Linked DNA regions of Homo sapiens: region 2 is linked to region 1. Evidence: chromatin loops called from intact Hi-C (ENCODE). Cell type or tissue: endothelial cell of umbilical vein. All regions are shown on one strand. Each heading gives the region's core, and the rest is flanking DNA. Links, peaks and the distances in the headings are about the cores only.

What was found. Hi-C counts contacts between places; a loop is a spot of excess contacts. Peaks named below come from ENCODE experiments on the same cell type or tissue, not always from the same donor. Only the 100,000 strongest peaks of a DNase experiment are listed, where the experiment ranks them.
Region 2: a loop joins it to region 1, with 2.5 times the contacts of the local background. A loop is called at or near these places in 4 of 110 quality-filtered maps.

The regions. Positions count from the first base shown.
Region 1 is chr20:41,328,361-41,331,271 of GRCh38, forward strand. It overlaps the pseudogene ADI1P1. Among named protein-coding and RNA genes, the nearest start is that of LPIN3, 11 kb to the right of the region's middle. RefSeq lists an enhancer at 1,485-1,534. In endothelial cell of umbilical vein, for the core only: no CTCF peak of the experiment used is centred there; a DNase peak (open chromatin) is centred at 1,291; H3K27ac peaks cover 1,540 bases.
Region 2 is chr20:41,003,836-41,006,746 of GRCh38, forward strand. It overlaps LOC100128988 (a long non-coding RNA gene), which reads left to right. Exons shown (of 3, transcript NR_145525.1): 2 at 2,064-2,212. It overlaps LOC105372621 (a long non-coding RNA gene), which reads right to left and starts at 1,639. Exons shown (of 2, transcript XR_936724.4): 1 at 1,398-1,639. RefSeq lists an enhancer at 1-625. In endothelial cell of umbilical vein, for the core only: no CTCF peak of the experiment used is centred there; DNase peaks (open chromatin) are centred at 996 and 1,726; H3K27ac peaks cover 2,193 bases.

The DNA of each region.
Region 1 (2,911 bases), core at 324-2,823:
CCGCCACCACGCCCAGCTAATTTTTTGTATTTTTTAGTAGAGACGGGGTTTCACCATGTTAGCCAGGATGGTCTCGATCTCCTGACCTCGTGATCCGCCCGCCTCGGCCTCCCCAAAGTGCTGGGATTACAGGCGTGAGCCACTGCGCCTGGCCTAGATATGTGTTTTATTATACATCAATTATACCTCAGTAAAACTGAAAAAAGGTTGTGTTTTAAATCTCTCCCCACCGTTTTTTTTTTTTTTTTTTTTTTTTTTTTTGGCACGACAGGGTCTCACTCCTCTGCCCAGACTGGAGCACAGTAGTGTGATCATAGCTCACTGCAGCTTCCAACTCTTGGGCTCAAGCAATCCTCTTGCCTCAGCCTCCAGAGTAGCTAGGACTACAGGCACGCACCACCATACCCAGATAATTAAACAAATTTTTTTTGTACAGACAGCCTCTTGCTTTGTTGCCCAGGTTGATCTCAAAATCCTGGCTTCAAGCAGCCCTCCCTCCTTGACCTCCTGAAATGTTGGGATTACAGGCATGAGCCACCACGCCTGGCCTTGTGTTTTAAATCTTTTACTGTTTTCTTCCACTTAACACTATAAATTCCATCCATGCTGTTTTATGTCTATTTCATGTAGAATTCCAAGGTATGTATCCACAACATTTTACTAACTCATCCCCTAGTTCCTTTGCCTCTAGTTCCTGTATGCCATTAACACTGTAACAAATAACCTCCTGCTTGTCTTCTTGCGGATCTGAGCAAACTTTCTTCAAAATGTATTTCCAGGCATGAGACTGCTACACTACTGAGCCCTATGCATACTTAATTTTACTCAGAACTACTGGCTTATTTTATAGAAGGGCTGAGCAAGTTTATATTCCCACCAGTCCAATCTCTTCACATGGGTTTCTGACCCTTCGCGTTGCAGTAACACTGAGACGATGGATGTTCATTCCTGGTGCCCCGATTCAATTTGAAATTGACTTCATGGTCACTGACAAATTATTCTTCAGGTTGTGGCAGGGCTGAGGCCATTTCCTAGTGACTTAACAGATGGAATTTGTTCTCTATTTTCACTTGCTTTTTAAATGTTTTCGGGGAGGGGTGCCTGTTAGAGACAGGAGCACTACAGACTGTCTTCCCTAGGCACTCCCTGGCAGCCTTCTAAGTCCCTAACTACATGGAGAAACTGCCTTGGGTCAGTGTTTTAAGCTGCAAGGAATGTTGTGACTCAGCTAGTCGTTCAGGGACACCTCGATGAACAAGGCCACGGGAAGGAAGTCATTACACAGAGAGCTGGACTGTAAAAACCAAAAATACTCTACACACCAAACTCTAGAGCAGTGCAGCAGTACATCCCATGACTCAACGGGACAGCTTCTGCCACGTGGCACACAGCTCCGGATATGTGGTGCGCAGCCCTCACTCGCGGCTCTGCTGCCGCTCTGAGCTGCTTGGAAAGTTGATGGGGTGGGGAAATCTGTGACTGTATTCTCTCTCCACCCCCTCCACTCTGACCATTGCTCCTCTCATCAGCTCCCCCTCTTCCTACTCCTTCTTTAACCCTCTTGCCCTGCAAAAACAAAAACAGCTGGAATTTAGTATTTCACACATGCTGGCAATTTAGTGGGGACACATGGAGGTCAAAACGCTGGCACTCTAGGAAGACCCTACTGATCAGGCAGACACTGGGCAACAGGTCATATCACCTGGGACAGGGTCAAGAGTACTGGGCAAAGAGGCAGCCCCAAGGAACAGAGACTTCAAGGTACAGGCAAAACCTTTAAAGATGTGGACATTCACTCACTAATCTTTATCAGAGACCTACTATGTGCCAGATGCTTTTTGTTTGTTTCTTTGAGACGGAGTCTCATTCACTGGAGTGCAGTAGCACCATCTCGGCACACTGCAACCTCCACCTCCAGTTCAAGCAATTCTCCTGCCTCAGCCTCCCCATGAGCTGGGATTAGAGGCATGCACCACCACACTTGGCTAATTTTTATATTTTTGGTACAGACAGGGTTTCACCATCTTGGCCTGGCTGGTCTTGAACTCCTAGCCTCAAGTGATCCACCCGTGTTGGCCTCCCAAACTGTTGGGATTACAGGCGTGAGCCACCGTGCCCGGCCCCAGACTGTTCTTAGGAACTGTCAGTGAAGACAGATCAGATGTCTTGTCCTCACGGGGCCTGCATTCTTTTGGAGGGAGACACACACATACCAGACATCCTCAAGAAGTGAATTAGCACTCAAGGAAGTTGTTAGGGCTACTGGAAAAGATTAGAGCACAGAGAGGTGTCTGGGCATGGTCAGGGTAGACTTCATGGACATTGGTGTGGTCTTGAGGTTAGTGAGGGAGCCAGCCAGGTAGGCATCTAGGGAAAGAAACTTCTGGGCAGAGGAAACAGCCAGTGTGCTTTTTTTTTTTTTTTTTTTTTTTAAAGAGAGAGTCTTACGCTGTCACTCAGGCTGGTGTGCAGTGGTGTAATCACAGCTCTGCAACCTTGAAATCCTGGGCTCAAGCGATCCTCCCATCTCAGCCTCCCAAAGTGTTGGGATTAAAGACATGAACCACTGCATCTGACCAAGTATACTTTTAAGTGTACTCAATAATTGGTTTCCTTTTCCTCATCTATAACAACAGTTTCTACCTTTTGTCCAGCTCCTGAGAGCCTTGAGTTCTAATCACAACAGCCCCTCACTCCCAGTGGCAGCCCTTCCATGCAGCCTCCCCTCTCTAGCCCCACTCTGCCTGTTAGCATCTGCAGCCATGGTGCAGGCCTAGTACATGGATGAGTTCCCAGACTGCTGGAGGCAGCCCCACCACCCCGAGCCCCTGGCCACCCAGTGGGCCAGAAACAGCCATGCTGGCTCAGGGTGCACTACTAAAGCTGGACACTGACAAATGAGAGAATGATC
Region 2 (2,911 bases), core at 324-2,823, 320 kb before region 1:
AATTGCTGATTAAGTGTTCCATGAATTCTGGGTCCCGCCCCAACTGTGCCTGCCCCTAAGGTACAGACAGTCACCTCTACTTCTTCGGGGACCTGCAGTGTCTAACACCGACTAGGGTACACAGTGACACTCAAAAATGAGGCATAGGCATATAGGCCGGGCATTGTGGCTCACGCCTATAATCCCAGCACTTTGGGAGGTCGAGGCGGGCAGATCACTTAAGCCCAAGAGTTCAAGATCACCGTGGGCAACATGGCAAAACTCTGCCTCTACAAAGAAAAAAAAAAGTCAGGTGTGGTGGTGTGCACCTGTGGTCCCAGCTACTTGGGAGGCTGAGGTGCTAGGATTGCTTGAGCCCAGAAGGCAGAGGTTGCAGTGATCCAGGATCACATGCCACTACACTCCAGCCTGGGTGACAGAGTGAGACCCTGTCTCAAAAAAAAAAAAACAAAAAAAAGGTATAGGGCTTAGGCAAATTCTGGAAGGACATGCCTCAGATAAACAGTGGGCAACCCTTTTGAAGCAAGTTTACTTAGAACTTTAACTCTCTGCTTTCGGTCTTTATGTAGCATTTGAACACTCCACAATCAGTATAGATTGCTTCTATAGGCGTGAGTATAGGTATGCTTCTGATTGCACAGGTAGCATTCAGAGAACCAATCTGAAACTGGTCTAAGTCCATACTAGTGTGCAAAAAGCAATTACTTGCTGATTGGTTGGGAAACTCCTGAAAATCATCTTCCTCCAGAATCCTTCTCCCACACATTATCAGAAGCCTGCTTTCAGAAACACTGAGTCAATTCTCAACCACTCCTTCAGTCAGTAAGCCCGGGAGCACCTACAGCACGCCAAGTGATGAGTGAGCCACCAGGGTGACAGGTGATAGGCAGGGAAACAGGTGGTAGCCAGAGTCAGTGGGGCCTGCATTCAAACCATTGCTGACATAGATGGCACTGGACCATGGGCCAGACACTGTGCTAAACGCCCCACAAGGATTATCACGTTTAATCCACACGACAAGTTGATGAGGCAGGCACTATTATTATCCTGTTTGACAGCTGTGGAAACTGAAGTGCAGAGAGGCAAAGGAACTTGCCCAAGGTCACATAACTAGCAGATGGTGGAACCGACATTTGATTCCAGAGTCTGTGATCCCCACTGTGACCCAAAACTGCTTCCCACTAGGAACTTGTCCAGATTCCACAGGCAGTAAGTGACAGTCAAAATTCAAACTCAGAAAGGTTCATCAGCCTCCAAAGAATATTGTCTTAACTGATAAGACGTCCTCCCTTCCAACTCCCTCCATTTCTGGATCCAACACCAACATGCTGGGTGACCTTGGGGAGCCTCCCTGACCTCAGTTTTCATGGCTGCAAAATGGAAAGAACACTGCTTACCTTAAGGAGCTGCAGAGGGGCTTTTATGCGAAGACAGTTCCTCCTGTAGAAATATGGTAGGCACTCAGTTGAGATACATCTGTGTTCTTTCTGGTTTCCAGGAGTTTGGGGCAGTTGGACAAGTGGGCACTGGAGCAAGTCTGTGTGATAAGCTCTATGACTGAGAGTGGACTAAGTGCTGGGCCAGAGGCTGCACATGGGATGGAAAGCCAAGGGCTGCTGTGTACCCAGAAAACTCAACTGAAGGAACACTGGAATAAACAACCCTCAGAAGGAGGGAAGCTTTGTTCGTCATCTTTCCTGTTTTCCTAGTCTGGCCCAGTTCCAAAACCTCTTCTTAATCGTGTCAGGAGTTTGGCCCAGTGCCCCAGGAAGGAGCCGCCAGGAGGCTTATAGTGAGCCAAGTCTTCAAGGAAGTGATGTCTTCTGTAAGTCAAGAGAAGGCAAGAAACTTTCTGGGAGAGAGAAGGAGATAGGGACAGAAACAGGGAAGCGCTCAGCTGGAAGACCCTTCCTTGAAGAAGTGGAGAAACTGAGGCTTAGAACAGAGCAAGGTTTACTGATTGTGCTGGTGGCACGGTTGGGGCAAGTAGCTTGTCTTCCTTCCTCCCAGGTCAGAGTCCTCTCCACTGCATGTATTGACTGTTCACCCCCTTCCTATTCTAGGACTACCCAGGCAGGGGGAGCTGCCTTCACTCACCCTTTCCCACTACTGCTTCCAGAAACATCTCCCCATCACTACACTAGGGACTTTGTAAGCACAGATGTGGGACCCATGAGTACTACAGAAGGAAGCAGAAGCTGCAAAGACCTTGGTAAGTTCGGCCATGCGGGAAACGAGGATGACAGACCCTCTGAAAGAAAGAACCAGTGCTTCCCAACACCTACTGTGTGTCTGTGCAATGCCAGGCACATCCAACATGTCATTATGGGATCCTTGGGCTGTCACTTCACCAGCCAGAAACCTCTGTAGCCAGTGGTGCCTTTGCCAGAGTTTTGCTCAGGCTCATTGCGCCCACTTGGCCTGGCAGGCTATGCTCAGCTCGTGCTAATGGCCTGGATCCCCTGCCTGCCAAGGGCGAGCGGAGCAGCGAGGATATGTGTGAGCAAGCAAGCGTGGGGTCCAGCCACTGTGCACAGCCAGGAACAATGGCTGTGGTGGAGTGGGCAGCTCCAGGTGCCAGCATGAGTGCTGGCTTCTTACGAGGCTGCAGCTGGAACAGGCATCCTGCAAGCAGCTTCCACTGCTGCCACTGGGGAATGCAATGGTTCCTGGGGGCTTGGATATGTCAGGAACCAGACCCCCAAAGAGGGTGTCACAGCCCTGGCTCAGGGAGCTCCTAGGTCTGGGGTCCCCGAAGGGCCTCAGCTCTTCTCCCCTTCTTCTTACCCACAACGTGGTGAGCAAGAGGTGTGTTTCAGCCGTGTTTGTGTTACAGCGCTTTCAGCCCTGCCATTCAGGAGGTCCTGAGTTCTTGTCCCATGCCCGGGAAGAATGAGGTACACAGACAAGT